Linked DNA regions of Homo sapiens: region 2 is linked to region 1. Evidence: chromatin loops called from intact Hi-C (ENCODE). Cell type or tissue: dorsolateral prefrontal cortex. All regions are shown on one strand. Links, peaks and the distances in the headings refer to the core of each region. The heading gives the core; the rest is flanking DNA. Region 1 overlaps WWP2 (WW domain containing E3 ubiquitin protein ligase 2). Region 2 overlaps WWP2 (WW domain containing E3 ubiquitin protein ligase 2).

What was found. Hi-C counts contacts between places; a loop is a spot of excess contacts. Peaks named below come from ENCODE experiments on the same cell type or tissue, not always from the same donor. Only the 100,000 strongest peaks of a DNase experiment are listed, where the experiment ranks them.
Region 2: a loop joins it to region 1, with 12 times the contacts of the local background. A loop is called at or near these places in 2 of 110 quality-filtered maps.

The regions. Positions count from the first base shown.
Region 1 is chr16:69,792,687-69,809,000 of GRCh38, forward strand. WWP2 (WW domain containing E3 ubiquitin protein ligase 2) reads left to right here. Exons shown (of 24, transcript NM_001270454.2): 3 at 5,996-6,143; 4 at 6,488-6,609. Among named protein-coding and RNA genes, the nearest start is that of WWP2, 39 kb to the left of the region's middle. In dorsolateral prefrontal cortex, for the core only: CTCF peaks have their summits at 4,002 (motif pointing right), 4,205 and 5,947 (motif pointing right); DNase peaks (open chromatin) are centred at 3,815, 4,035, 4,705 and 5,955; H3K4me3 peaks cover 2,649 bases; H3K27ac peaks cover 4,346 bases.
Region 2 is chr16:69,884,138-69,900,451 of GRCh38, forward strand. It overlaps WWP2 (WW domain containing E3 ubiquitin protein ligase 2), which reads left to right. Exons shown (of 24, transcript NM_001270454.2): 8 at 3,902-4,112. Among named protein-coding and RNA genes, the nearest start is that of MIR140, 41 kb to the right of the region's middle. RefSeq lists an enhancer at 6,511-7,034. In dorsolateral prefrontal cortex, for the core only: no CTCF peak of the experiment used is centred there; DNase peaks (open chromatin) are centred at 4,224, 6,654 and 10,754; H3K4me3 peaks cover 608 bases; H3K27ac peaks cover 7,204 bases.

The DNA.
Region 1 (16,314 bases), core at 2,767-10,766:
TATGTAGTATTCTTCTTTCTTTTGAGTCAGGGTCTCACTCTGTCACCTAGGCTAGAGTGCAGTGGCACAATTACAGCTCACTACAGCCTCGACCTCCTGGGCTCCAGGGATCCTCCTATCTCAGCCTCTCGAGTAACTGGAACTACAGGTGTGAGCCACTACACCTGGCTAATATTTTATTTTTTGTAGATTTGGGGTCTTGCTGTGGTGCCCAGGCTTGTCTCGAACTCCTGGGCTCAGGTGGCCCTTCTGCCTCGGCCTCCTAAAGTGTTGCAATTACAGGGTGAGCCACTGTGCCTGGCCTTTAAACCGAATCTAATCATGAGGAAACAATTGTAATCACCCAGTGGGTTCTTCTTGCCCACTGCACAGATAAAATAAATTCACTGCTGGGCGCGGTGGCTCATGCCTGTAATCCGAGCACTTTGGGAGGCCTAGGTGGGATCATGAGGTCAGGAGTTCAAGACCAGCCTCGCCAAGATGGTGAAATCCTGTCTCTACTAAAAATACAAAAAAATTAGCTGGGTGTGATGGCAGGCGCCTGTAATCCCAGATACTTGGGAGGCTGAGGCAGAGAATTGCTTGAACCTGGGAGGCAGAGGTTGCAGTGAGTCAAGATTGCACCACTGCACTCCAGCCTGGGTGACAGAGCAAGACTCCATCTAAAAAAATAATAATAATAAATAAATAAATTCACTGGGACTGTAGCATTGCATTAGAGAAAGAGTTTAATTGACACAAAACAGGCCATATGGGAGACAGAGTTATCACTCAGATCAGTCTTCCTGGAGGCTCAGAGATTAGGGTTTTTATAGACAATTTGACAGGTAGGGGACTAGGGAATGGGTGCTGCTTATTGGTTGGGGATGAGATTATAGAGGTGTGGAAAATGGTCCTGTGCTGAGTCCACTTCTGGGTGGGGCCACAGGATAATTTGTTTCACGAGTCAAGTCACGGGCCCAGGCAAAGTCAGTAGATTGCCAGAAAGAAAAAATCTCAAAAGACCAACCTTAGGTTCTGCAATAGCGATGTTATCTATGGGAGCAATTGGGGAAGTCACAAATCTTGTGACCTCTGGCTTCATGACTCCTGAGCAGTAAGGGATTATAGAAACTATACCTACCTCTTATTAGAATTCAAGCCCCTCCCATAATCCTAACCTTGTGGCTGTTGATTAGTTTTACAAAGGTGGTTTCGTTTTGGGAAGGGCTGTTATTATCCTTGCTTTTTTTTTTTTTTTTTTTTTTTTTGAGACAGGGTCTTGCTCTGTTACCCAGGCTGGAGTGCGTTGGACAATCTCAGCTTACTGCACTTTCTGCCTCCTGGGTTCAAGCGATTCTCGTGTCTTAGCCTCCTGAATAGCTGGAACTACAGGCGTGCGCCACCACGCCCGGCTAAGTTTTGTACTTGTAGTAGAGACGGGGTTTCACCAAGTTGGCCAGGCTGGTTTCAAACTCCTGGTCTCAAGTGATCTACCTCCCTTAGCCTCCCAAAGTGCTGGGATTACAGGCATAAGCCACCATGCCCAGCTATCCTTGCTTTAAGATTAAACTATAGGCTGGGTGTGGTGGCTCATGCCTGTAATCCCAGTACTTTAGGAGGCTGAGGCGGGTGGATGACTTTGAGCTCAGGCTTAAAGTTTGAGACCAGCCTGGGCAACATGGAAACCCTGTCTCTACAAAAAATACAAATATGAGCCAGGCATGGTGGCTCACACCTGTAGTCCCAGCTACTTGAGAGGCTGAGGTGGGAAGATCGCTTGAGCCCCAGAGGTGGAGGCTGCAGCGAGATGAGATTGCACCACTGCACTCCAGCCTGGGCAGCAGAGGGAGACCCGGTCTCAAAAAAAAAAAGAAACTATAAACTAAATTTCTCCCAAAATTAGCTTGGCCCATGCCCAGGAATGACCAAGGACAGCCTAGAAATCAGAAGTAAGATGGAATCAACTATGTCCGATTTCTCTGTCATAATTTTGCAAAGGCAGTTTCACAATTAGAAAAATGTAGAATTTGCTGCATTCTTTAAAACAGCTGGTGGAAGTCTTTAAAAATCATTGTTGCCTTGGCAAAGCTGCTGGGATTATAAAAGAAAAAAACCAAAAAGTTAAACAAACAAAAATCATTGCCATGGAAAAGAAGGGAGGATGTTCTAGATTTTAAAAGATTAAGGAGATAGTAGCCACAGGCAATTTGTATATATTGATTAGGTACTGAATTGGGGGAAAAATGGCTTTAAAAATATGTCTGGGGACTGGGCAGTAGCTCATGTTTGTAATCCCAGCATTTTGGAAAGCTCTGGCGGGTAGATCGCTTGAGTCCAGGTGGATTCCTTGAGCCCAGGAGTTCGAGATCAGCCTGGCCAATGGGGTGAAATCCCGTCTCTACAAAAAAAATTAAAAAGTTAGCCAGGCGTGGTGTTGCGCACTGGTAGTCCCAGCTACTCAGGAAGCTGAGGTGGGAGGATCGCTTCAGCCAGGTAGGTCGAGGCTGCAGTGAGCCGTGATCGTGCCACTGCACTCCAGCCGGTCTACAACTTACTTTTTAATGGTTTTACCTAGGAAAAAAAATGCGGATACACACACACACACACACACACACACACACACACATACACAGAGACATAGATGGCATTTATCTATAACCTTTGGTGTCCAATAGAATAGTCACTGTAGCCACATAGAACTGTTTACACTTAAATTACAATTATATAACATTTAAAAATCATATCCTTATTTGCACTAGCCATATTTCAAGTGTCAATAGCCACATGTGTCTCATGGCAATGTATTGGGCAGCACAGATGTGGAACATTTTCGTCATCATGGAAGTTCTCTTGGGTAGTGATGCTATAGACACATAGAACAGAAAGCAAATGTGGCAAAATGATAACAATTGGTGAAGAGTATACAGTATTTATTGTTCTATTTCAATTTTTCTATAGATTGGAAACTTAAAAATAGGAGGTTTTTTTTTTTTTTTTTTTTTTTTTTGTGAGAGTCTCTCTCCATCACCCAGGCTGGAGTGTGGTCTCAGCTCACTGTAGCCTCCGCCTCCTGGGTTCAAACAGTTCTCATGCCTCAGCCTCCTGAGTAGCTGGGACTACTGTTGTGCCCCACCACGCCCAGCTAGTTTTTGTATTTTTGGTAGAGACAGGGTTTAGCCATGTTGCCCAGGCTGGTCTCAAACTCCTGGCCTCAAGTGATCTGCCTGCCTCGGCCTCCCAAAGAGCTGGGATTACAGGCGTGAGCCACCATGCCCTGCTTCAAAATAAGAGTACTAAATGCCAGTATGATCCTAGATTGGGGCCTGGACCAGAACAAATTTTTTTTTCTTTCTTTTTTTTTTTGCGATGATGGGCATCGATAGGACAATTGGCAAAATACGAATAAAGTCTGTAAATTAAATATTAGTATTATAAAAAGTTAAATGTCCTGATTTTGATAATTGTGCTATTGGTTATGTTAAAAAATGTGTTTGTTGGGAAATACACCCAGAAATATTTAGGAGTAAAGGGGCACAATGTCTAGAGCTTACTCTCAGAGTTTCAGGAAAAAGTGTGTATGTGTATGAGCGCAGATACTTCTCAACTTACAGTGGGGTTACGTCCTGAAAAACCCATCATAAGTTGAACATATCGCAAGTTGAAAATGCATCTGATACTCCTAATCTGCCGAGCATCATAGCTTAGCCTAGCCTACCTTAAATGTGCTCAGGACACTTCGATATCCCGCAGCTAGGCAAGATCATCTGGTGAAGGGGTACACGGCAGAGTATCAATTGTTTGCCCCTGTGATCACGTGGCTGACTGGTGTTGCGGCTCACTGCCGCTGCCCAGTAGTACCGCATATGACTATTCTGCGAAAAGACCAAAATTCAAAATTTAAAATACAGTTTTTACTGAATGCATATCGCTTTCGCACCCCTGTAAAGTCAAACGTCCTAAGTAATGCACCATTTGTAGTCCCTATTTTTTAAAGGCATGTAGATTCATGCTCTTACCACCAGGTGGCCTCAGTTAACCTTGGTCCGTGTGTAAATCACTGCACCTCATTTTTCTACCCTGGGCCATGCCTCAGTACCACAAACCTTTGTCCCTAGTACTGTTCCCTTGTCGCTTCTGAATCTTAGCCACAGCTGATTTTTTATCTGTTGTCTTCCTCCCTTCTGTTCCTTTGGGGCCAGAGGAAGATAGTTACTGCTATAAAAAATCTGAAGGTGAATTTGGCCTTTGCCAAGTTGTAGACACCATTGTAGGACTGTCACCTTTCAGAAGAGTCTGGGAGGGAGGGATTTGCTTATACTCAAACAGGGAAGCTCAGGCTAGGATAGACTTGCCATTACAGGCAAGGGAGCATCAGTTGTATCTCTGATTTGGGGCAGGATGGGAGACGTCTAGATGTGTTTTACCCTAGCGACCTGGCGTTTCCACCAGGGGTAATATACACTAGGATGTCTGTCTAGCTCCTCGGTGTGATGCTTGTGTAGCTTTGTACTCCATGAGTCTTTGGCTTGCTGGTCCCAAACGAACATCAGAATTGTTGCCACATGAAGGCTATGAGCGGAAGAAGAAATGTAGATGACTAACGACACATGGCAAAAATATTCAACCTTGCTGGTAATCGAAGAACAGCAATAGAACAAATAAGTAAAGTTCAATAATAATATGCAGCATGATGTGGAATCAGACCGGCCGGGTGCACAGTCTGGCTTGTAGCTCCCTGGCTATGTAGAGTGGGAGAGTGACCTTGCCTCTCAAGCCTGTTTTCTCCTGGGTAAAATGGGGTGATGATATATTCCCTGCCTCATGGGTTTGTTGTGAGGATTCAGTTAGAAAATGTATGCACATGGCAGAGGGTCTTTAATAAGTACTCATAAAATCTTAAATATTATCTTTATTTATTTCAGTTAAAATTTATAAATTGGCCAGGTGCGGTGGCTCACGCCTGTAATCCCAGCACTTTGGGAGGCCAAGGTAGGCAGATCATCTGAGGTCAGGAGTTTGAGACCAGCCTGGCCAACATGGTGAAACCCTGTCTCTACTAAAAATACAAAAATTAGCCAGGCACGGTGGCGGGCGCCTGTAATCCCAGCTACTCAGGAGGCTAAGGCAGGAGAATTGCTTAACCTGGGAGGCAGAGGTTGCAGTGAGCCGAGATTGTGGCATTACACTCCAGCCTGGGCAACAAGAGCCAAACTCTATCTCAGAAAAAAAAAAAAAATTATAAATTTTGTTATGTTCCCAGGCTGGTCTTGAACTCCTGGGCTGAAGCAGCCCTCCCACCTTGGCCTCCCAAAGTGCTGGGATTCCAGGCATGAGCCGCCACGCCCGGCCTTAGCTGTTGTCTTTACACCATGCGTTTTTAACCCATGGATTTGCAAAAAGTGAACAAGCATATCCCTTAGCACTCTGTGATGTCTGGTAAAATGAATATTCTCCTGTAGCACTGATGGGAGGCTACATGGGTTTACCTTTCTTGGAAAGGAATGGGCAGTTTTAAGAACTTTAAAAAGTGTTCGTATCCTTTGGAGGAATACTCAAGAAAGGCATGCAGATGTATATGTTCACGGTAATTTCCCCAGAGCGAACAATTGCAAGCAGTCTATTCGACAATGAAAGAATAGTTAACATATACCTATTATGGGCTTGTATTGCAGTCATTTAAGAGTGACTTATGGGGGTGAAGAATTTTTAAAGAATTGAATAAATAAAAGATGAAAATCTGGAAGGCAATTTACCAACGATAAATTGGTGATGATGATCACTGGCAGTTATCCCAGTGGTTTCAGGTTAGGGATTTTTTTTTTTTTTTTACACTTCATATTTTTTTTGGTGTGTGTACTCACATTTCTTTAAAAAGTTTTTAGAATCAAGACAAAACAAAATGTATTGATTTATTTTTTAAAGCAATAACTAAAAAGAGCCGGAACATCTGCCACAGGGGGGCATCTGGGAGCCCTGGGACTCATCTTTGACTTTTTCTTTCTTTCTCTCCCAGTGGTGTCCGCAAAGCCCAAGGTGCATAATCGTCAACCTCGAATTAACTCCTACGTGGAGGTGGCGGTGGATGGACTCCCCAGTGAGACCAAGAAGACTGGGAAGCGCATTGGGAGCTCTGAGCTTCTCTGGAATGAGATCATCATTTTGTAAGAGAAAGCCCCTTCTTTTTGAACGCAGCAAGATGGGGAAAGAGAGAGGGTGCTCCGAGGGGGTTGTGGGAGGTACAGATTCCCTGTGGCACCTCCGACTTTTTCTACCTATGGTACCCAAGGTGACTCTTTTTAGGTGTTCCTACACCATTGAGCTCATAGAGCGTTCATTATTATCTAGAGGGTTACAGGGTCAGCTTTGAGAGGGGAAAGGATATATGTGGGTGTCTGCCTGTTTTGGTTCCCCCTCCCCAAGATGTCAGCAGTTTAGTTTAAATGTTTTCTTCTAAGTTATAGGAATGATCTGCTTGGATGTAATGAATCAGGTATTTGTTTTTCAGGAATGTCACGGCACAGAGTCATTTAGATTTAAAGGTCTGGAGCTGCCATACCTTGAGAAATGAACTGCTAGGCACCGCATCTGTCAACCTCTCCAACGTCTTGAAGAACAATGGGGGCAAAAGTACGTATGATGAAGGGGGTGCCGACGTGATTCTTGGGTGGGGATGGGAGGACCTGGCAGATCAACCTGGTATTGCAATTTCCCCCAGGACTAGGGGCTGCAGTACCTCTGTTCTCCTTGGATGCTGTCTTTGGAGTTTTGGGAAGGCTGAGGGCTCCTCTCTGCCTCCACTACAGAGTTTAGCCCTCTTTGTCCAGGGCCTCTAGTAATGTGATGCAGTGGTGTGTTGCCCTTTATCCTTCCTTAGGGACTGGAAACTTTCTGTCTGCCTCTGCTCCTCTTCCCGTTGCAGGAGATGTGTGATATGTTGAATGAAACTGTCAAATACCTCTAGCCTAAATCATTGCTTTTCTAGCCTCAGCCCTAAAACAGAACAAAGGAGCTGTGTGTATACGTATATGTGTGTGTGTGCATGCCTGTGTGCATGTGTGCACGTGTGTGTCTGGGATAGTATTACAAATAGTGCCCTGTGCTTACTCGGCACTCAGTAAACATTTACTGGATGTTGGAACGTGATGGACGCGCCATCTGAATTAGCCAACGTGCCTCTACGTCACGGACATATAAATCCTCATCTATTTATTGCTGTTTGTGGTCAGTGGCATGGCCCATGGCGGTGGTATTGGACCCTCCTTCATAAGGCCTCTATTCAGAGCAGTACCATATGTGGCGAATGAATGGCATGGAAAGAAAGGCTCCTTTTTCTCTTGATATCTGGAAAGTATTTTCTGAAAGTGGATGTAGCTTAAGAGAGAGGTGGGGGCGGGGAGAGTTGCGTCCCAGCGAGCGTGTTACATGATTTAAGAGTCTTTCTTTTCTCTCCAAGCCTGTCCTTTTAAGCGATGGGCCACTTGAAAGGTCTTTGAGCCTCCTCTGGTCTTTTCTTTTCGGCTGGGCACATAGAGATGTGCTGAACCCACACTGGCCCGAGGAATTGTTTAAAACCAGAGATGTGCCTCCACTTTAATCCTGCAGAGAACTCCCTGATTGCTTTGTCTTCTGAATTGGTGTTTATTTTCCCAAACCCTAGCCAGCCTTTTGTAATTTGATCATCAGGGAGAATTCTATTTATTGCAATATTTGGAAATATACTTGTGGATAGCCTCACATTAGGATGCAGCAACCAGCATGAGGGTCCTTTTTTCCTCTTCATTTGCCCAGCCAATATACTTTTGCTTTTGGTTAGCAAAAGTCCTTGTAGAAATTGTAAATTACAGAAAGAAAACAAAATTTGCCCCTAAGCACAGCACCTAGTAATAGTTATTGTTTTTTCTTTTTTTTTTTTTTGAGATGGAGTCTTACTCTGTTGCCCAGGCTGGAGTGTAGTGGTGCAATCTCGGCTCACTGCAACCTCCGCCTCCCAGGTTCAAGCGATCCTACCACCTCAGCCTCCCAAGTAGCTGGGATTACAGGCATGTGCCACCATTCCCAGCTAATTTTTGTATTTTTAGTAGACATGAGGTTTCACTGTGTTGGTCAGGCTGGTCTTGAACTCCTGACCTCAGGTGATCTGCCCGCCTCATCCTCCCAAAGTGTTGGGATTACAGGCGTGAGCCACTGCACCCAGCCTGATAGTTATTCTTAATGTTTTTTTAAAAGCAATTTTATGGCCGGGGGTGGTAGCTCACGCCTGTAATCCCAGTACTTTGGGAGGCTGAGGCGGGTGGATCACCTGAGGTCAGGAGTTCGTGACCAGCCTGGCCAATATGGCGAAACCCTGTTTCTACTAAGAAAAATACAACAATTACCCAGGGATGGTGGTGGGCGCCTGTAATCCCGGCTACTCAGGACGCTGAGACAGAAGAATCGCTTGAACCCGGGAGGTGGAGGTTCCAGTGAGCCGAGATTGCGCCACTGCACTCCAGCCTGGGTGACAGAGCAAGTCTTAAAAAAAAAAAAAAAGCAATTTTACTTTAATTAATTAATTTTTATTTTTATATATATATATTTTTTGAGACAGGTTTCTCACTTTGTCACTCAGGCTGGAGTGCAGTGGTGCAATCTCGGCTCACCGTAGCCTCTGCTCCTGGGCTCAAGTGATCCTCCCACCTCAGCCCCCACCCCTAGTAGCTGGGACTACAGGCACACGCCACCATGGCCTGGCTGTATTTCATATTTTTAGTAGAGAGTAGGTCTCACTATGTTGCCAGGATGGTCTGGAACTCCTGAGCTCAAGTGATCCGCCTGCCTTGGCCTTCCAAAGTGCTGGGATTACAGATGCGAGCCACTGCGTCTGGCCAATTAATTAATTTTTAGATTGAGATGGGATCTCCCTATATTGCTCAGGCTGGAGTGTAGTGGCTATTTATAGGCACGATCACAGCTCACTGTAGCCTCAAACTCCCAGCCTCAAGCCATCTCCTGCCTCAGCCTCCGGAATAGCTGGAACCACAGGCGTGCACCACTATACCTGACTACTGTTAACATTTTGATGTATACATTTTTGAGCTTTTAAATTTTATCTTTTAAATAATTTTTTCCCCTCAGATCCTTGTTCTGATCTTTTTTTATATTTGTAGACGTATATTGATGTTTATGACATCAATGAAACTAAATTGAGATTATACATGAACATATTATTTTGCAATATGCCTTTTTCTCTTTAAAAATGTATCAATATATATTTATTTTTATTTATTTATTTTTTTTTCTGAGACGGAGTCTTGCCCTGTTGCCCAGGCTGGAGTGCAGTGGCGCGATCTTGGCTCACCACAACCTTTGCCTTCTGGGTTCAAGCGATTCTCCTGCCTCAGCCTCCCGAGTAGCTGGGACTACAGGCACCCACCACCATGCCCGGCTAATTTTTGTATTTTTAACAGAGACAGGGTTTCACTATGTTGGCCAGGCTGGTCTCGATCTCCTGACCTCGTGATCTGCCCGCCTCGGCCTCCCAAAGTGCTGGATTACAGGCATGAGCCACCGTGCCTGGCCTATATTTATTTTTAGTTGTGATAAAATACACATGATGTAAAATTAATCACGTTAATAATTTTTAGGTGTATAGGTTAGTGGTGTTAAGTACATTCACCTTGTACAACCATCACCACCATCTATCCCCAGAACTCTTTTCACCTTGCAAAACTGAAATTCTGTCCCATTAAACCATGACTCCCCCATCCTCCCCTCGCACCAGCACCTGGCAGCTACCGCTCTACTTTCTGCTTCTGTGAATTTGGCTTTTCCAGGTAGCTTATGTTAGTGGAACCATACAGTATTTGTCCTTTTATGACTGGCTTATTTCAGTCAGCATAATGTCCTCAAGGCTTATTCATGTTGTAACATGCGTCAGAAGATTTTTCTTTCCTTTTGTTTTTTTTTTTTTTGAGACAGGGTCTCGCACTGTCGCTCAGGCTGGAGTGCAGTGGCGCGATCTCGGCTCACTGCAACCCCTGTCTCCTGGGTTCAAGTGATTCTCCTGCCTCAAGCTTCCAAGTAGCTAGGATTATGACAGGTACCTGCCACCATGCCCAGCTAATTTTTTTATTTTTAGTAGAGACGGGAGTTTCACCATGTTGGCCAGGCTGGTCTCGAACTCCTGACCTCAAGTGATCTGCCCACCTTGGCCTTCCAAAGTGCTGGGATTACAGGCATAAACCACCGCATCTGGCCCAAGATATCTTATTATGTATGTGCAAATATACCAAAATCTGAAAAAATCTGAAATCCAAAACACTTCCAGTCCCAAGCATTTCAAATAAATACTTATGAGACCTGTACAATTTACCTTCCCATCAGCAGTGGCTGAAATTTCTGGTTTGTATTGTACCTTGGCATATATTGGATATTACTTGTAAAAAAAAAAAGCCTTTTTTTTTCCTATTTGATAACTATTAACATTATGATGGATTTGCTTTTCCTGTTTCTTTTTGGCTGAATTATTTTTATTTTCTTATTTTTTACTTTTTTGCTCTGATCTCCTGGCCTCTCAATAAGAAGTATTTTAAAGTATATTCTAGACGTCCTGACATTTTATCCTAGATTCTTCAGCATGCATCTTGTTAAAACAGGACATTTTCTTTATTTTAATTCTTCTACTTTTTTCTATTTTTTTTTTACTTTGGAACATTTACATAAAAAAAACATTATCTTACACAATTACTGTATCGTTATCACATTTAGCAATAGTGACATGAATTCCTATTTATGTCTAATAACCTGTTCATAGTTTCACCATTTTTCTCAACATGTCGTTTTGCAGTTTTACATTTGGTTTGCTTGAACCTGGGTTTGGGAAGGTCCATTCATTGGTTGTTCTATCTCTGAGGCCCCCCACTTCCACCCTGCTTTTTTGTGTGTGTGTGTGAAAGCAAATTTGTTAAGAAAGTAAAGGAAGGCAGGGCGCAGTGACTTACACATGTAATCCCAGACCTGGGAGGCGGAGGCAGGTTGATCACCTGAGGCCAGGAGTTCGAGACCAGCCTAGCCAATATGGTGAGACCCTGTCTCTACTAAAAATGCAAAAATTAGCTGGGCACAGTGGCGCACGCCTGTAATCCCAGCTACTCAGGAGTCTGAGGCCGGGGAGTCACTTGAACCTGGGAGGCGAAGGTTGCAGTGAGCTGAGATTGTGCCACTGCAGTCCAGCCTGGATGACAGAGCAAGACTCCGTCTCAAAAAAAAATAAAGTAAAGGAATAAAGAATGGCAGAGCAGCCTCCACCCTACTTTTTAAAGCTGTGATTTGTTGAAGGCTACTGAAGGATTAAAAAAAAGTGTTTATTGCCCTATTAATGTCCTTTGCTCATTTTTATATTGAAGTGTGCATTTTTCTCTTTTGGTATTGAAAGAACTCTTTATTTGTTAAGGTTATTATTCTTCGTCTTACCATTTGTAAATGTTTTTCTAGTTTTTCATTTGCATTCTAACTTTGTATGTTTTTAACTTTCTGTAGTCCAATCTGTCACCCTTTATGTTTTCAGCATTTTCTTTCATGCTTTGGAAGGCATTCCCCCTTCTGAGATGAGGTAAATGGTCACCTCTATTTTTTCCTAGGTGTTTATGATTTTATTTTTTCCTGGGTGTTTATGATTTTATTTTTTCACATTTAATTCTGCATCCACATGAGTTTATTTTTGTGCCCAGTACAAATAGGGATCTAATTCATTTTTTTCCCTAATATGTAGCTGATTGGTTTAGCACTACTTATTGAATAATCCATCTGTTTCCCCAATGACTTGAGTTGCTTCAGCTTATATTAAAAACATATGTGTATTTGGGCCTGCTTAGGGACTTTCCATTGAATCCATCGTTTTATTAGCCTTTCCAAATCACTCTGTCTATGCTATTGTAAAATTATGTTTTAATATCTGGCAGTTAAGTTTCTCTTTTTTTTCAAAGTCTTCATGCTTCTTTTCTTTGCATATATCACATCACTAGATGAACCTTAACAGTTTCATCAGATTCTCTCCTCTTCCTACTCCCCATGCCCCCTAAAAAATCTCTTGAGATTTTATGGAGTCCTGTCATATGTAAAGTTAACGTAATGGGGAATTTTCATACTGAACTCCCCACATAGGAACATGGAATGTTTCTAAATTAATTCAAATAATTTTGAAGTTATCTTTAAATAGATTCCACTTTAAATTTTAAAAACCTTTGGTATTATTTTCAGTGGGATCTTTTCTTATTCTGTCTTCTAACTCAGTATTGTTGGTAAATGGCTGTTTCTGCATTTTCTTTTGTAATCTGTCAGTTTACTGAGTCCTTTAGTATAGGTTTGCAGTAGTTTCTTTTGAGTTTGCTTGGTAGACTTTTTTTTTTTTTGAGATGGAGTCTCACTCTGTCACCCAGGCTGGAGTACAGTGGCATGATCTTGGCTCACTGCAATCTCCACCTCCTGGGTTCAAGCGATTCTCGTGCCTCAGACTACTGAGTAGCTGGGATTACAGGCGCCCAACACCATGCCTAATTTTTGTATTTTTGGTAGAGACGGGGTTTCATCATTAAGGCCAGGCTGGTCTCAAACTCCTGACCTCAGGCGATTTGCCTGCCTCGGCCTCCCAAAGTGCTGGGATTACAGACGTGAGTCACTGCGCCCAGCCTGCTTGGTAGACTTTTATGTGGGTTGTGACACTGATAATTTTGTTAATCCTAAGAGATAATTATATTTCTATTTTGTGTTAGTTGCTTTGCATAAAACTTTCTGTTTTAGTGGTGATAGAGAAATGCCCTCTAGTAAATAACTTCTAGGTGTAAGGCTGGGTATTAGTAACCTTTTTGCTTTCTTCTTCTTTTTTTATTTTATTTTTTGGCACCTTTCTGACTGGGAATCTTTTTGATTTATTAATCATTGCAGGTTAAAAAAAAAGTCAGGAAGGATGTTGAGTTTTTTTTTGAGACAGGATCTTGCTTTGTTGCCCAGGCTGGAGTGCAGTGGCATGATTACCACTCACTGTGGCCTCTACCTCCCAGGCTCAAGCAATCCTCCCATCTCAGTCTCTGGAGTAGCTGGGACTATAGGTGTGTTACTAATTTAATTTTTTTTCTTTTTTTTTTTTTTTAGAGATGGTATCTCACTATGTTGCCCAGGTTGGGTGTTGACTTTGTATCAAATATCTATTAAGCAGCCATTGGAATGATTATATGATTTTTCTTCTTTAAATTACTATATTAATTTCTACAACTGGGCACAGTGGCTCATACCTGTAATCTCAGCACTTTGAGAGGCTGAAGCAGAAGGATCACTTGAGGCCAGTAGTTTGAGACCAGACAGGGAAACATAGCAAGACCCTGTCTCTACTAAAAATTAAAAAAAAAATTAGCCAGGTGTGATGGTGTACGCCTGTAGTCCCACCTACTTGGGTGACTGAGGCAGGAGGATCACTTGAGTCCAGGATTCTGAGGCTGCAGTGAGCTATGATTGTGCCAGTGCACTCTAGGCTGGACAGCAGAGTGAGACCCTGTCTCTAGAAAAGATTTTTAAAAATCTATTATATGAATTTCCTAATAGTAATTATCTTAGAATTTCTAGAATATACCTAGTTGCTCAAGATAGACTATTCCTTGAAAATTTTGTTAGAATTGTTTGTTAATATTTTATATTGGGGTTTTCCATCTATATTCGTTAGTGGTAATTTGTCTGTAGCTTTGGTCTATTTTTGTCAGCTTTGGAATCAAGGCCAAGCTAATTTTATAAAGTAAATTGATGTGCTTTCCAACTTTGGGAACAGTCTCTATAACATGGGAATTATCTGTTCCATGAGTGCAGCAAAGAGCTCACCCATAAAACCAACTGGGTCTGGCATCTTGCTTTGAAATAATTCTTTGATGACTTTTTTTTTCAGTTTTCCCCCCCATAATTACTGGTTTGTTCAGCTTCTTTGTTTCGTCTTGACTCAATTTTGTTAACTCATTTTTTTCTGAGAAAATCGGTTCATGAGATTTTCAAATTTATTAGAATAAGGGTTTTAAATATCATTCTCAGTTTAAAAACGTCTGTAATATTTTTTACTTTAAATTTTTGCTATTTGTGTGTTTCCCCAGTTTTTTTCTTGACTAACTTAAACATTTTTGTTTTTCATTTTTGCTTTTAAATTTACTTTTCATAGAACAACTTCTTGGATTTGTCAGATACCATATTTTGTAATATTAATTTCTGTCTTTAGCTTTATTAACTTTTCTACTATTTGCCCTAGATCTGTTTTATTTATTTATTTATTTATTCATTCATTCATTCATTCATTCATTCATTCATTCATTTATAGCTTTTCAGGTTGAAAGCTTACTGCATTTATCTTTGTCTTTTTTTTTTTGAGATGGAGTTTATCTCTTTTTGCCCAGGATGGAGTGCAATGGCATGATCTTGGCTCACTGCAACCTCTGCCTCCTGGTTTCAAGTGATTCTCCTGCCTTAGCCTCCCAAATAGCTGGTAGCTGGGGTTACAGGCACACGTCACCATGCCCGGCTAATTTTGTATTTTTAGTAGAGATGGGGTTTCACCATGTTGGCTGGGCTAATCTTGAACTCCTGACCTCAGGTGATCCACCTGCCTCAGTCTCCCATACTGCCGGGATTACAGGCGTGAGCCACCGTGCCTGGCCTATCCTTGTCTATTTTTGTTTAATAATGAAAACATGTTTGCTTTGTACTTGTCTTTGAATTTTCACCCCTGGATATTGAATTTTTTTTCTTTCAATGTAGCATTGAAAACTCATCTCTACAAAGATTTAAAAAAATTAGCTAGGTGTGGTGGTGTGTGCCTCTGGTCCCAGCTACTCGGGAGGCTGAGTCGGGAGGATTGCTTGAGCCCAGGAGGCTGAGGCTGCAGCGAGTTGTTATTGTGATACTCCACTCCTGCCTGGGTGACAGAGCAAGACCCTTTCTCCAAAAAAAAAAAAAAAAAAAAAAAAAGAAAAGAAAAAGGAAAATGAAAGGGCAGCCAGGTGCAGTAGCTTATGTCTGTAATCCTAGCACTTTGGGAGGCTGAGGTGGTAGGATTGCTTGAGCTCAGGAATTTGAGACCAGTCTGGGCAACATAGTGAGACCCTGTTTCTACAAAAAAGAAATTTAAAAAAATTAGCCAGGTGTGGTGTTGCACACCTGTAGTCCCAGCTACTTGAGAGGCAGTGGTGGGAGGATTGCTTCAGTCTGGGAGATAGAGGCTGCAGTAAGCTGTAATCATGCTGCACTCCAGCCTGGGTGACAGAGCAAAACCCTATCTCAAACAAACAAACAAAACAAAAAACATTCTTAGTGTTACAACTTGAATATGTACATGTGTCCACAGCTGCGTAATCATCACCCACATCAAGACATAGCATATTTCTAGCATCCCCAGAAGTTTCCCATTGTCCCTTCTAGTTAATTTCTCCTCCCTGAAATAACCACTATTCTGACTTCTATCACTATTGTTCAGCTTTGCCTAGTATTGAATTTCATATTAGTGAGAACATGCAGTATGTTTTCTTGTGCCTGGCTTTTCATTTTATATCTTTGAGATTAAAGATATATGACCTTTTTTTGCATGTGTCAATAGTCTTTTTTTTTTTTAATAGAGATGGGATCTCGCTATATTGCCCAGGCTGGTCTCAAGTGATCCTCCCACTTTGGTCTCCAAAAATGCTGGGATTACAGGCATGAGCCACCATGCCTGGCCTGTCTTTTATTTTTATTTTTATTTTTTTTGAGATGGAGTTTCACTCTTGTCGCCCAGGCTGGGGTGCAATGGTGCAATCTTGGCTCACTGCAACCTCCACCTCCCAGGTTCAAGCAGTTCTCCTGCTTCAGCCTCCTGAATAGTTGACATTACAGGCACCTGCCACCATGCGTGGCTAATTTTTGTATTTTCAGCAGAGACAGGGTTTCGCCATGTTGGCCAGGCTGGTCTTGAACTCCTGACCTCAGGTGGTCTGCCTGCCTCGGCCTCCCAAAGTGTTGGGATTACAGGCGTGAGCCACTGCGCCCGGCCATGGCCTGTCTTTGTATTTGGGTGTAGTGTTCTGTTTTATGAATACACCATAATTTATTTCTCCATTCTCCTATTGGTAGACATTTGAGTTGTTTCCAGTTTTTGGCCATCATGAACAACGCTGACATAAACACTCTCAGGACATGTATTTTGAAGGACACACACATACATTTCTATTGCGTATGTACAGATCTAGGAGCTTTGGTTCATAGGGTGGATGTATGCTTACCTTTAGTAGACACCATCAGTTTTCTAGTGTTGTACCAATTTGCCATCCCATAAATTTTACTGTGCTCTGA
Region 2 (16,314 bases), core at 2,888-10,887, 92 kb after region 1:
CCTTGAAAAAACACACACATGTGTATGCACACAAACTCACAAATGATAGCACAATTATACATTGTTCTGCACTTTTTCGTTTAGTAGTTATCTTAGAATGTTCCCATAGTATTTGAAGCTAACTTGAAGAGCTTCGTTCACCTCCCCTTTCCCCACTAACTCCAGCCAAGGATGGGGACAATTTTAGGATCAAAAAGAATATTAGGCTGGGTGCAGTGGCTCATGCCTGTGATCCCAGCACTTTGGGAGGCTGAGGTGGGAGGATCGCTTGAGCTCAGGAGTTTGAGACCAGCCTGGGCAAAATAGTGAGACCCTATCTCTACAAAAAATAAAACTAAAAATTAGCCAGGCATGGTAGCATGAGCCTGTAGTCCCAGCTGCTTGAGAGGCTGAGGCAAGGGGATTGCTTGAGCCTGGGAGGTCAAGGCTGCAGTGAGCCATAATTGTGCCACTGCACTCCAGCCTGGGTGACAGAGCAAGACCCTATCTTAAAAACAAAAAACAAAAAACAATGGATTGAAATATTTTAAAACATATTTGAATCCAGTGCCTCATAAAGATTCTTAAACAAAATGAAACCTCATTGTTCATTTTTAGAGGATGCAAGGAAATCAACTCATTCTGAAGACTGGTAAACAAAGGGAAAGAAGCAAGCATTTCTCCTGCCTTTTCTTTACAAACTGAACCTCCAGGAAGCCAAATAGTTGATATGGGGAGGTTTCTCTTTACAGAAGTATTGTAGCTAATAAATGAAGAAGGTGTGGTAGAATTAGAATATTACTATTTTGCAGGCTTCAGTGAATTATTTAATTATTTAAGCCTATTTCTGAACTTTCTTATTAATTGACACTTGCCTATTCATACATCAGTACCACATTGTTTTAATTGCTGTAGCTTTGTAGTATGTTTTAATACTTTAGAAACTCCCCCTACACACACACACCACTCTTTTACAAACTCCTCCTACACACACACACACACACACACACACACACACACACACATTCTTCTTCTTTAGAATGTTCATGGCTATTCTTGTGTATTTAGTTTTCCTAATAAATTTTAGAATAAATTCATCTAGCTCTGAAAAAAGTCATAGTGTTTTTTTTAAAATTGAGTAAAATGTATAGCTGTGCATAAAGTGAATTGCCATCTGTTGTGTTTTACTGGCTTGCCTGAGATAGAATAGGAATATAAATATCAAGCCTTGCATTTCTGTTAGGGAAACATTAATTGCACAAGATTTAGTCATTTATTAAACAACTAATTTAGCCTGTGTACCAGGCAATATTTTATATACTTCAGAGAAAACAAGCAAATAAATCATAGCCAATTTCTAGCATCAGGCTCTTACCTGTTTGTTAAGATCTAGCTTGGTATCCATCACATCATATGAAGAAATTTGACTTTCAGCTGACCACCAGTTCCATGTGTGCCAATTTTTACATGGTTGCTAAGAGTTATTATAATCTTCGGTTGAATTAGAGGATGTGCAGAGAGGGAGAAGTGGAGCATAGTGACAAGTGGTTTAGGCTCTGGAGGCAGACACCAGGGTGTGAATTAGGTGCTATATGACCTTGAGAGGTGTTGTAGCCTCTTTGAGCTATAGTTTCCTTAAGTGTTAAGTGGGGATATCAATTGTAACTAACTTGTGGGGTTGCGTGTGAGGCCTAAATGAGATAATCTAAAGTGCTTTGCACCTTTCCTGCACATGCTGGTGTTCTGGAAATGTTACCTGGTATTTAAGTTGGTAATCTGACTCTGCTGGCCTCATGGTATCTGATTTATTATGTTTAGTTCCTGATATGATTAGCTAGAAGAGGCAGTAGATGATATCTCGAAGAGGGCAGCCAGATGATCGGGAAAGGGGGGTTGCCTAGAAACACTGAAGAAATGGTAGGCCTCTTTACTAGAAGAGGGAATACTAACATGAAACAGTAGCCATTGATTGGTTGGTTGATTGATTGATGGGTCTCACCCTGTCACCTAGGCTGGGTTGCAGTGGTGCAATCATGGCTCACTTCAGCCTCCACCTCCTCAGCTCCAGTGATTCTCCCTCAGTCTCCTGAGTAGCTGGGACCACAGGTGGGCACCACCATGCCCAACTACTCTTTTAAATTATTTGTAGAGATGAGTCCTCGCTAGGTTGCCCAGGTCTGGAATTCCTGGGCTCAAGCAATCCTCCTGCTTCAGGCTCCCAAAGTGCTGGAATTAGAGGCAAAGTATCTAGGTATCCGGCCTAGATACTTTGAATTGCTTTGGAGATAGAGATGGGGAGACTCAGACCAGGTAATAGAATCAGCCTCACATGAAGAAAAAAAAAAACCAAACAACTTTCTGGGCCAGGTGCCCTGGCTCATGCCTGTAATCCCAGCACTTTGGGAGGCTGCAGTGGGCATATCACTTGAGGCCAGGAGTTCGAGACCAACCTGGCCAACATGGTGAAACCCCGTCTCTATTAAAAATACAAAAATTAGCTGGGTGTGGTGGCGCACACCTGTAATCCTAGCTACTTGGGAGACTGAGGCATGAGAATTGCTTAAACCTGGGAGGCAGAGGTTGCATTGAGCCAAGATGGCGCCATTCCACTCCAGCTTGGGTGACGGAGCGAGACTGTGTCTCAAAACAAAACAACCCCTCACCAACTTTCTGGCAAGTACATCTGTTCAATGATGGGATGATTCTATAGTGAGCTCCCTGTAAGAAACGTTCACGAAGAATCTGGATAGCCACTTGTTAGGGATACAACAAAAAGAATTTCTGCATTAGGAAGATGAGGCTAAATGATGACTAAGGTGTTTTCCTATGAATTTCTAGTATACATGTACACATATGCAATCATATATATGGAAAATTCTCTGCATATAGCTTATCACTTCCAAAAAACCACAGTTCTTTGAAACCTTATTTGATCCTTTTTTGAGTTAGAGGATATTGCAATGCACCTTGGGGTCCTTGTGAACGTAAGTGATCATCAAAGAGGTGAAGAGATGGTGAAATAGGGAGACTTGGGGACTAGTGTGTTTCACTTCTGTCTCATTGTCTATTATCTCAGAGAGAAGACCCTTAGCTATGAGCCCTTCTTGCTTCCTACTTTGAGCATGAGCCTTTACAAGAATGAGCACATTACTGGAAGTTTTCTGCCTCTTTAGTGTGTATGAGCTTTTTGAAAGAAGGTGCTAGTCATGTCTAGCAAACAAATGACAAATTTAAAGAAAAGGATGTGACCCTATAAACTTGGCCTTGCTGCATTTAGCCCCAACACTTTTTTTTTTTGAGACACAATTTTGCTGTCAGGCAAATTTTTTGCAAGGCTGGAGTGCAGTGGCATAGTCTTGGCTGACTGCAAACTCTGCCTCCCGGGTTCAAGCGATTCTCCTGCCTCAGCCTCCCAACTAGCTGGGATTATAGGTGTGCGCCACCATGCCCAGCTAAATTTTGTATTTTTAGCAGAGACGGGGTTTTGCCATGTTGGCCAGGTGGATCTCGAACTCCTGACCTCAAGTGATCCGCCTGCCTCAGCCTCCCAAAGTGCTGGGATTACAGTTGTGAGCCACTGCGCCTGGCCCCAACACATTCCTGTTATGTTGATCTTTCCTGCTACTCTTTTGTTGCAATAAATGTAAATGTAACCACAGTATGTTAGAAAAACTTGATAAAGTTATGTAAAAAAGGTAGTGTTAATATATTTATTTCGGATTCATCCTGATTTCCTTTGGACAGGCATTAATGACTTGCTGTACTTTTCAAAGTCATGTTTTGTAAAACTTTTTGCTGTCGCCCAATACATGTAGTGTAACATTGTAGATACCATGTTAGCCTATTAAGTGAAAAACCTAGCAAGTATAAATAAAATTCTCATTCTTAGTTGATCTTTAAAGTATGATTTGTGCATCTTCAGTGAATGATGAACCCACAACAGCCACTGATCCCGAAGAACCTTCCGTTGTTGGTGTGACGTCCCCACCTGCTGCACCCTTGAGTGTGACCCCGAATCCCAACACGACTTCTCTCCCTGCCCCAGCCACACCGGCTGAAGGAGAGGAACCCAGCACTTCGGGTACACAGCAGCTCCCAGCGGCTGCCCAGGCCCCCGACGCTCTGCCTGCTGGGTGAGTAGTCTTCTGTCCCATAACAGATCTCTCCTCCTCAAAGACTGAGGCTCCTTTACGGGGGTGGAAACAACGTGGTTATTTATTACCTAGTGGCTAGTAGCCTCTGGGGAGGCTGCTGTGCATTGAAGCAAGGGAGGTGTGGAAGAACTGCTTGTTCTACATAAATCTTAAAAAGAATCTCAGTCGCCTGGGGCAGAATCAATGCTACCTTGTACTGTGACTTGAAATGAACAGCTTGACTCAAAGAGTGTGGCTTTTACGGAACAAGGAGCTCATTTTGCTTTCCTGAATCATTGGAGGATGTTCGCCTAGATCCTGCCTAGAAAACAGCTTTTCTCTCTTGAATTTTATCGTATCAGCCCACGGAGGAGTTGGGTTTTAGGCTGTGAATATTGCTGTATGTTATTCTCATAATCGGGACTTAAGTTAACATAAACTACAAGTTTTCTTGCCATCCTTTTTTTTTTTTAGAGATGGAGTCTTAATCTGTCACCCAGGCTGGAGTGCAATGGCACGATCTCAGCTCACTGCAACCTCTGCCTCCTGGGTTCAAGTGATTCTCCTGCCTCAGCCTCCCAAGTAGCTGGGGCTACAGGTGCACACCACCACACTGGCTAATTTTTTTGTATTTTTAGTAGAGATATGGTTTCGCCCTGTTGGCCAGGCTGGTCTCGAACTCCTGACCTCACATCATCCACCTGCCTCGGCCTCCCAAAGTGCTGGGATTACAGGCAGGAGCCACCACACCCGGCCCTCTTGCCATCCTTTAGTTCAGTCAGATGGCGTGGTGGCTCACGTGCCAATCAATTCCATTGCTTTGGGAGGCTGGGGTGGGAGGATCACTTGAGGCCAGGAGTTTGAGACCAGCCTGGGCAATATAGTGATATCCTGCCTACACACACACACACACACACACACACACACAAATGTGGGCACAGTGACCTGTGCCTGTAGTCGTAGCTACTGGGGAGGCCAAGGTGGGAGGATTGCTTGAGCCAGGAGTTAGAGGCAGCAGTGAGCTATGATCACACCACTGTACCCCAGCCTGGACTATGAAGCGAGACCCCTGTCTCAAAAATAAAAATTAAATCTGACAGCAAAGACCTTGGATGATAAGAAGACAGCCCCTGTAAGCCAAAGGGAAGTTCAAGTTTGGTTATATGGTGAGTGGAGATTATAAGCATGGACCTGTGAATCAGACAGCTCTGGGTTTGAATCCCCCCACCATGTGACCTTGGCCGAATGACTTAGCCTCTTGATAAGGTGGAGATAATCATCATACATATCTCCCCAGGAAGTTAAGGGACTCAAATAAGATGGTGAACATGAAGCCCTCACTGATTGGTGGGTGTTACACCTGGTAAGTGATATTTTCCGAGTGGTTGTGAAGGGGCCCTAAAGGAAGGGCATGCTTCTGAACCGGGAGGTGAAGTCCCTTCTTCGCAGCTCTGATCATGGTTGGGGCCAGTTTTCACTGCCTCTCCTGGTTATCAGTTTGGTGTGGAGGAAACCCACATCTGTGTCACTCTAGTTGCTGGTGATCTGGTTGACGATGACTTGGTGGTGTGTATCCTGTGAACCGTTGTGATTCATAAAGGAAAAAAGAAGGGTGTAAGGCCTCTTACTTGACTACAAGGTGCTGTATTATTCTTTTTTTCACTCCCTTATCCCATCTCTTTATTCTATTATTAAGCCACTTTCATTGTTGTTGTTGTTGTTTGAGACAGGGTCTCACTCTGTTGCCCAGGCTGGAGTGCAGTAGTACAGTCTTGGCTCACTGCAGCCTTGACTTCCTGGGCTCAAGCGATTCTTCCACCTCAGCTTCCCAAGTAGCTGGGACTACAGGCGTGCACCACCATGCCTGGATAATTTTTTTTTTTTTTTTTTGTAGAGACAGGGTTTTGCCATGTTGCCCAGGCTGGCTTAAGCCACTTTCAAAAACCCAGTTGTCAAAACAAAAATCTTTTATCGGAAGGCACATGTGACCTTTACTACGTACGTATTGTTTTCCTAGCATGCGCCACGCTACCTAACTCCCGTCTGTTCAGAAAGTCCTGTTCCACATACCTTTGTACCTCAAACCTGGAGAGAATTGGCAGGATTGAGAGGCAGCTCTGGGATGTTTTTTTGTGAGGTTTTTGATTTTAGTGAAGGTTAAAGTGAAAAGCTCACTAATCAATTGCTTTGTGTCCAGCTACTCCCTATAGAGATATTTCTCTTTTGTATGTGGTAAGGAATACTCGAAAGACCTTTGTTTGGTTTGTAATTTCAAGCCTGTATGTTATAATTTGGGGGGAACAATGCAGAATCATGTTGGCAGAAAGGAGAGAAAATGGCCGCCTGTGTCCCCAGTGAGCTGTTTGTTTTCTTTCCGCTGAGCGAATGCCTGGAAGGCCGGCCTCACTCCTGTGTCAGTCACAGGCAATTAGGGCTAATGGCTCAACATGTCTTTATGTAGGGCGTGTGTGAGGGTTACTGTTCTCGGGGATTGGGCACTTCCTGTTTCCAGGCAGCTGGAAAACTCCAGGCTCTGAAAACGCTCTTTATTCTAAGTCTGGCAGATCGAGCAGCCCAGGGAAGCCGATTCCCCTCCCTCATCCTGCCAGAGGCTGAAACACGTTTCTGAGGTAGAGCCTAAACAGCATCTTTTCCTTGGGGCATTTAGAACGTGATGAGGGCCACATGTGGGCCTGGGGAGGCTGCTCCCCACTTGAACATGTACGATGGTCCAGAGAAGGGTGTCGGAGACCCAATTTTCCAACCCAGATGGCTTCCACGTGCTCTTCTCTAAGATGGCTAGGAGGGCTCTGTGGGCTGACTCGGGGCCTGGAGATCGTCAGCCACCTACCTGGAGACTGACTAGCACTGCTGAGTGTCTAAGAGGGAGCATGGCAGGCTTTTGGTTGGCTGATGGAAGCCAGAGAGAGTACTATTTCTGCCAGCGATCCTTCCAGTTCATAGGCCTGCCAGCCCCACCCCAGTTTACTTAAAAGTTTAGGAGATCCAGGCAAGGCGGGTTATTAATTTACCCCTGGTGTTCCAGAGTCAGGGGACCAATGAGAGAAGGAAATCTGTCATTTCTAATTCCAATACCAACAAAGGGTGTGTTGTGGCAAAGGGATTGGAGTGCTATCTCTTAGGAACTGCATCTTCTTGAGTTTGCAGAATGCCTTTATCTTTTATGAGGATATATAAATGCAGCAGCTGAATTGAGTATCTACTAGTGCCCAAGTTCTATATTCGAGGTTTTACACTGTTGATTCTTTCATTAGACAGAATATCTGTTACTATTTAAGAGACAGCAGGTCAGGTACTGGGTATGGCAGATGCAGTGCTAAACAAGAAATGGTTCTTGCTACCAGACTGTTTCATGATGCGTGCCCTGGTCACTCAGTTCTCCCCCTGGCTCGACTCAGCCATTCCCTTGGCTGCCTCTGGGATCTGATGCTAAGTCCATATCTGCCTCTTGAGCCCAGTTCTCTCCTGACTCACTACCTGGACAGTTCCATGTAGCTATCTCAACCCAACAGAACTTATCATCTTACCCATCCCATCCGGGCTAGAACCTGGTCCCCCTCCTGGGAATGGTGCCACCATTTGCCCAGGTGACCTTCAAGTCATACATCTTTCCCCTGACCCTGACATCCGTTCAGTCATCAAGCCCTGCCTCTGGGCCTCCAGACTGTGCTGTCTCAGCTTCCCATACTGATCCTGCTTTGCATTTATCACAGGTGTAATTTGCATACGATTTATTAAGTGACCATCTCCTCCACCATACTCTAGGTGCCATACGGGCAGGGATTGTGTCTTTCTTATTTGCCTCTGAATGCCCAGCACCTAGCACATATGCACCTAGCCTGGCACATAGTGGGACTCCAGGAAATAGTTAAATGAAACAATGATTCTCTCTTTTTTTTAATTTAAAATTTTATTTTATGATTTTTCTTTTAATTATACTTTAAGTTCTGGGGTATATATTTGCAGAATGTGCAGTTTCGTTACATAGGTATACACGTGCCATGGTGGTTTGCTGTACCCATCAACCTGTCATCTACATTAGGTATTTCTCCTAATGCTATCCCTCCCCTAGCCCCCCACCCACCCCTGACAGGCCCCGGTGTGTGGTGTTCCCCTCCCTGTGTCCATATGTTCTCATTGAAACAATGATTCTCTTAAACAACTCTCAAATCTGCCCACTTGGCTACATGCTTTTGCAATATTCCAGACCAAATTACCATGATCTGTCACTCGAGTGACTGTTCTTACCCTTTCCCAATCTATTTTAACTTTTCTTTTTTTGAGACATTGTCTTACTCTGTCACCCAAGCTGGAGTGCAGTTGTGCAATCTTGGCTCACTGCAGCCTCAGCCTCACGGGCTCAAGTGATCCTCCCACCTCAGCCTCCTGAGTAGCTGGGACTACAGGTGCCTGCCACCACACCCAGCTAATTTTGTTTATTTTCACAGAGACAAGGTCTCCCTATGTTTCCAAGGCTGGTCTCAAACTCCTAGGCTCAAGCAATCCTCCTGCCTTGGCCTTCCAAAGTGCTGGGATTACAGGCATGAGCCACTGCGCCCGGCCCTGTTTTAACTTTTAAAAATAAAACTCTGAGCATGACCTTTCACCATTTAGAATGCTCCAGTGGCTTCATATTGTCTTTGGGGATAAATTCCCAAATCCTTAATAAGGCCTAAAAAGGCCTGTGTAATATGACCCCACCTACCCTTCAAGCCTTCGGTGGGATCCACTCCACATCTCTGCCTAAGCCACGATAACTTAACTTTAATTTGACAAATGCATCACCCTCTCTCCGGACTTAGGATCCTCCCCCATGCTGGTCACTCTTTCTGAAACCTTCCTTGCCATCTTGTCCATTAATTCCTATACATCTTCAAGTGTCAACTTAATCAGTAAATCCTCTGGGACTCCCTCCCGGATCCCTGGTGGACAAGAAGAAGTGTGTCCTTCCTCTGTCACTCTTCTCACACCTGTCATTGCTTGTTTTCTGCCTCTCTGCTATTCTTGGCTCTGCACACCAAGGTGGCCGGGAGCCTGGCACAGAGTAGGCTCCCAAGACATGTTTGCAATGAATGGATGAGTGCTTTTAAATGCCATCTTTTTTTTTCTTTCCTTCACCTAGATGAATGTTTTTTGCCTCTTTGATGCCTCAAAGAAAGAACAGCTATGACAGCAATATTGCATTTTCTTCCCAAGGGCAAGAAAGTTGAGCCTAATGCTGTCATTCACTGGCTTGACTGGCTTTGGGTTCAAATATGCATCTCTCATAGTTCAGAATGCTGTTTTTTTTGTTTGTTTGTTTTTGTTTTTGTTTTTGTTTTTTTGAGATGGAATGTCACTCTGCTGGTCCAGGCTCCGTCTCCCAGGTTCAAACAATTCTCCTGCCTCAGCCTCCCAAGTAGCTGGGAGTACAGGCTTGCGCCACCACGCCCAGCTAATTTTTTGTATTTTTTAGTAGAGCCAGGGTTTCACCATGTTGGCCAGGCTGTGCTCGAACGCCTGACCTCAAGTGATCCACCTGCCTCGGCCTCCCAAAATGCTGGGATTACAGGAGTGAGCCACTGCACCCAGCCCTCAGAATGCTCTTCTCTGTTCATAAAGGATCGCTCTTCCTGCACTGGCAGATACTGTGCAGCACGGCTCCTCTTCACTGAGGCATTTGAGCTAAGCTTGATTGCTTTCTGGGCCCTCCAGGGGACTCTGTCTTTCTAACTTTATCTTCTCAACTCATCCAGTCTCCCTCACTGAGTGACAGGAGCAAGGTTCTCTTGGGGATCTCATGGCTGTATTTTTCAGGTTGCTGCATTTTTTTTTTTTTTAACTGAGATGGAGTCTCGCTCTGTCACCCAGGCTGGAGTGCAGTGGCAAGATCATGGCTCATGGCAGCCTCAAATTCCAAGGCTCAAGTAATACTCCTGCCTCGGCCTCCCGAGTAGCTGGGACTACAGGCGCATGCCACTATACCCAGGCTATTTTTTTTTTTTTTTTTGGTAGAGATGAGGGTCTCACTCTGTTGCCCATGCGGATCTCAAACTCCTGGGCTCAAGCGATCTTCCCGCCTTGGCCTCCCAAAGTGCTGGGATTCCAGGCATGAGCCACCGCACCTGGCTGCATTGTCTTTTTGAAATATGCAGCAGATGAGACTTTGGCCATATGTGGTTACACACGTCTGCACGTTTTAAGAACTGAAGGCTGCTGAAACCTGGGCTGAAGATGTCCAAATACAGCACTCCCCATCCCTTTTCTCTGTCCCCATCTGTAAACCCTCCTGCTTTCCATAGCTTTTAAATTAACTAGCGTGAAAGAAGCCAACTGGAAGGGTATGAAGTTTTCAGGTTGCAAATGTCTGTGAAAGAAGGGGTGCCAGGAAGGTTTGAAGGGGCTAGTGAGATAGTGGTTCAGGCCGTGGGCAATGGGAAGCGAGGCTGCTTTGGTCTGCAGGCCCTGTATCTGTTTTTTCTCAGCGCTCAGCCCACTTTGGGGACCCAGTGCTCATTATCAATGAGCCAACTGTGTGTACATGGCTTAGATAAACTCCAAGTGTGTCCCTTACAGTCTTTGCAGCTCCCTCGGTCCCACACACACAGAGGCACATTATTTTGCCCTGGCAGCCAGCACGCCACTGTGGTTTCTTACATAACGGAGGGCGTTGTGTTTGGACTGCCGACTTACTTCAGCTCTGCCATTTCACACCATGCTTTTTCTCCCGCAGCCATTGGCTGCCCCGTCTGTTTCCTGCCTCCGAGTGGAATTAATTGAGGAGGGATGTTTTCTGGATCTTTCGGATTTGCCATCTCCTCTACCCCCCTGCCCAATTATGGATATCCAGAGGCACTCTCTTGAGATGGCCCTTAAGACACTATCAAGGACGACAGCCTTGTAAGAGTTCTTGGATGTTTGTTTGTGGGGACACTCTAAGAGATGTTGGAATTTGGAGCTTCTCTGCTAAGTTATAAACCAGGCGCTGCCATTGAATTTCATTCCAAACTCAACTTCAGCACTAGCCAAAGAGTCTTACCCAAGGAGTTTTAACACTGAGCTGCTCAAAACTATTTGTGAGAAAACAGTCCTTTTTGGTTGTTGTTTTGTTTTAATTTATTTTAAAATAGTCTGTCTATTGTGAATCCTTTAATTCTATACTCTGTTCAATGAGACGAATCTATTGAGCACACATGTGGATATTACAGCAATGTCAGATCGGTACAAAAGTTCCTAAAGTGGGCCAGGCTCATGCCTGTAATCTAGCACTTTGGGAGGCCGAGTCAGGAGGATTGGTTGAGTCCAGGAGTTCGAGACCAGCCTGGGCAACATAGCAAGACTTCGTCTCTACAAAAAATACAAACAAAAACATCAGCTGTGTGCACCTGTGATCCTAGCTATTCTGGAGGCTGAGGCAGGAGGATCGCATAAGTCCCGGAAGTCGAGCCTGTAGTGAGCTGTGTTCAAGTCACTGCCCTTCAGCCTGGATGACTGAGTGAGACCCTGTCTCAGTTAAAAGAAAAAAAAGTTTCTAAGTGCTTAGAAACTTCAGTACTTTTCTGGTCACAGAACAGTAACAGTTTGGGCTGTGGACCATTCTTTGAGTAGCATCAGATTAAAGGATTACACTGAGCGTCTGTGTCTTTCCTCCAGTTTGTTTCTTTGCTTAGTATGGTTAGTTTGTGACTCTGCAGGGATTGTTACATGCTTAGGTCACATGGAATAGTGTGTGTTTCTGGCTTCCTCATCACCATCTCAGAACTTAAACTCTTATTTCCAAAGATTCTACTGTTGTCGGAGGCTGGGCCATGAGATGTTTTCACCTTATGTGTATGTATTCATGCATAATTATTCATTTTCATTTCTACTGCACTTTCTTTCCTTTTTTTGGAGACAGGGTCTCATTTTGTCACCCAGGCTGGAGTATAGTGGCGTGATCATAGCTCACTGCAGCCTCAACTTCCTTAGCTCAAGCAGTTCTCCTGCCTCAGCCTCCCAAGTAGCTGGGACTACCATGCGCCACCATGCTCAGCTAATTTTTGTACTTTTTGTAGAGACAAGGTCTTGCTATGTTACCCAGGCTGGTCTTGAACTCTTGGAGGCTCAAGCGATCCTCCTATCTTGGCCTACCAAAGTGCTGGGGTTACAGGTGTGAACCACCGTGCCCATCCTTACTGCAATTTCTTGAGAGCTCCTCAAGAGTAAAGAATATTGTGTCCGTCTTTGTGTTCCCTGTACCCAGCATACAACTTGGCTTCCAAAGAGAGGGAGTGATGTGTTACATGAGTGGGAAAATGATATCACATTCTCAGTGGCCCTTAAAATTTTTTAAAGTTTTTTTCTGATCTTATTATAAAAGCCCATTGATGGAAAATTAGAAAAAAATAGGAGGTGGGAGAAGAACAGTACATAATAACAACAGTTAACAAACACCCCCCCAGAGCTGACCATTGGTATTTCTTCTGCAGCTTGTGTGTATTTTTTTTTTTTTTTTAAACACTAACTACAGCTACCATGTATTCTAAGTGTTTCTAAGGTGCTGGGGACTGCCCAGTTTCCTACCTGGATGATTTCATGCAGTCTTCCCTCTGTGAGAGAGCTACTTTTATCCTCATCTTGCAAGTGAGGAGAACTTAAGCAATTTGCCTGGCACCACATATACAGATACACGTATAACACACATCTACCAAAAGTTGATAATCTTCCAGTATATGCTTTTAAAATCCATTCGTTTTTATTGTAAAATATTGTAAGCATGCAGATACAAATGGAGAAGAATGTAAAAAATACCTGTGGCTCATCATCTTTGGCTCTGTGCTGCATTTGCTACAGGTCTCTCCCCGTCTTTTTTTTTTTGTTTGTGTGTTTTGTTTTTGAGACAGAATCTGTGTCACCCAGGCTGGAGTGCAGTGGCGTGGTCTCAGCTCACTGCAGCCTTGACCTCCCAGGCTCAGGTGATCCTCTCGCTTCAGCCTCTCGAGTACCTGAGACCACAGGCACATCCTACCATGCCAGGCTAATTTTTATATTTTTTGTAGAGATGGGGTTTTGCCGTGTTGCTCAGGCTGGTCTTGAACTCCTGGGCTCAAGCAATCTGCTCCCCTAAACTTCCCAAAGTGCTGGGGTTACAGGTGTGAGTCACTGTGCCCGGCACCTGAGGAGGTCTTTTTTTAACCACCTCTTTTTAACCCCTTGATGTATAAGATGTTACCAGTACAGCTGAAGCTTCCATGAACTCTCTGATCTCATTCCCTGTATACAGTGATACATGGAACTTGGGACATGCATTTAAACTGCTATACGGTGTTCTGTTACATGAACAGATAAAAATTTATCCATTTACTTGTTTCTTGACAGCTAGAAAGAATGGCTGCAGTAGGCCAGGCGCAGTGGCTCACGCCTGTAATCCCAGCACTTTGGGAGGCCGAGCTGGGTGGATCACAAGGTCAGGAGTTCGAGACCAGCCTGGCCAATGTGGTGAAACCCCATCTCTACTAAAAATACAAAAATTAGCCGGGTGTGGTGGCGCATGCCTGTAGTCCCAGCTACTCAGGAGGCTGAGGCAGAAGAATGGTTTGAACCAGGGAGGCGGAGGTTACAGTGAGCCGAGATCGTACCACTGCACTCTAGCCTGGGCGACAGAGTGAGACTCCATCTCAAAACAACAAAACAAAACAAAACAAAACAAAAAAAACACAATGAAACAATGGCTGCAGTAAAGTTTTCCTGTGCATGCCTTTTTGTGTATGTGGTTTTTTCTTTTTCTTTTCTTTCTTTCTTTTTTTTTTTTTTTTGAGACAGAGTCTTGCTCTGTTGCCCAGGCTGGAGTGTGCAGTGGCACAATCTCGGCTCACTGCAACCTCCGCCTCCTGAGTTCAAGTGATTCTCCTGCCTCAGCCTCCCAAGTAGCTGGGATTACAGGCATCTACCACCATGCTTGGCTAGTTTTTGTTTTTTTAGTAGAGACAGGGTTTCGCCATGTTAGCCAGGGTGGTCTCAAATTCCCAACCTCAGGTGATCTGCCCACCTCGGCCTCCCAAAGTGCTGGGATTACAGGTGTGAGCCACCACTCCCAGCCAGTTATTTCTTAAAGATTTGTACAGCAACTGGAATTTCTGCATTATAGGAAATGAAGATCTTCAACTTCAGTAGGTATTATCAAATTGCCTGAGTCACCTAACCAATTCATACTCCTGTGAGCATGCATAAGCATTCCTGCTAAAACTTAGTGTTGTCAGGTTCGTTTCATGTGGGCCAGTCTAATGGGCATGAATGGTACATCTTTGAGGATTCAGTTTGAAGTTCCCTGATTACTATTGAGATTGAACCTCTTTTTACATGTCTTTATTAGGTTCTTTGGTTTCTTCTTTTATAAATTGCCTATTTATTTTTGTCCATTTTTTATTTGTCTTTATATATATTTATTTTTAATCTGCAGGATTCTTTTTTGTTGTTGTTTTTGTTTGTTTTTGAGACGGAGTTTCACTCTTGTTGCCCATGCTGGAGTGCAATGGCGCAATCTTGGCTCACTGCAACCTCTGCCTCCCAGGTTCAAGCAGTTCTCTTGCCTCAGCCTCTGGAGTAGCTGGGATTACAGGCATGTGCCACCACTCCCAGATACTTTTTCTGTATTTAGTAGAGACGGGAATTCACCATGTTGGTCAGGCTGGTCTTGAACTCCTGACCTCAGGTGATCCACCTGCCTCGGCCTCCCAAAGTGCTGGGATTACAGGCATGAGCCACCACACCCAGCCAATCTGCAGGATTCTTAATAATGCTAGGTACAAATTGCTTCTCAATTATACGCATTGCAAATATTTGCTCCCAGTCTGTGGCTTGTCTTTTCAATTTGCTTATGGTGCCTTTTATTGTACAAGAGTTAATAATTTTAAATAGCCAAATCTGTAATCTTTTTCATGTGTCTTTTGTGTTTTGTCTAAAATTCTTCCCTACTCCTAAGTTACATAAAAATGTTACAGGCCACACTTGGTGGTTCTTGCCTGTAACTTTAGCACTTTGGGAGGCTTAGGCAGGCAGATTGCTTGAGCCCAGGAGTTCAAGACCAGCCTGGACAGCATAGTGAGATACCCATCTCAGCAACAACAACAACAACACAAATTTTATACACATTCCACATTTTATTTATTCTGATATGCATGTTATTTCACATTTTAACTTGTTTAAAAAATCAAGATGTGGGCCGGGTGCAATGGCTCATGCCTATAATCCCAGCACTTCGCGAGGCCGAGGCAGGTGGATCACCTGAGGTCAGGAGTTCAAGACCAGCCTAGCCAAGATGGTGAAACCCTGTCTCTACTAAAAATACAAAAATTAGCCAGGTGTATTGGTGCATGCCTGTAATCTCAGCTACTCGGGAGGCTGAGGCAGGGAATTGCTTGAACCCGGGAGGCGGAGGTTGCAGAGCCAAGATTGTACCACTGCACTCCAGCCTGGGTGACAGAGTGAGACTCCGTCTCAAAAAAAAAAAAAAAAAAAAAAAAATCAAGTTGTGGTTTATAGGCACTGGGGTGGCATAATTTAATTGGCAGTGTTTTTTTTCTTAGTGTTATGTTTAATAATCTTACAATCGATGGCATTTTAGATTTGATGAAAAACAATATATAATTTCTAAACAAAATTTTGATTGTCTTAGTCATATTACTTTAAACTTGCCTTTTCTACCCAATATATTGTAAATACCTGAACAAGTCAATATTTATCTACAATGTTATTTTTAAGGAATGAATACCCATTATAGGAATAACATGATTTATTTGATTAACTCTCCATTTGGGGGTGTTTAGGTTGCTTCCAGTTTTTCTGTAACTGCTGTAATATGACGTAACAGATGCACTTATAGCTAAATTTTTGACACCTAATTATTTCTTTGGGATATGTCCTAGAAGTAAAGTAGCTGAGTTAAGGGCCATTCACAAGAAAAATAATTAAACGGTATTCACATAATAAAGGTTTTTTGGCCAAATTGCCCTTTGGAAAGAGTGTACCCATTTTTGCTCCCATTGATCGTTCTTGATAGTAACTGTCCCTATACTGCCAACCTTTTATCTGCAAAAATGTTAAAAAGAATTTTTTAGAGGCTGGGTGCAGTGGCTCACGCCTGTAATCCCAGCACTTTTGGGAGGCCGAAGCAGGAAGATTGCTTGAGCCCAGGAGTTCAAAACCACCCTGGGTAATATGGCGA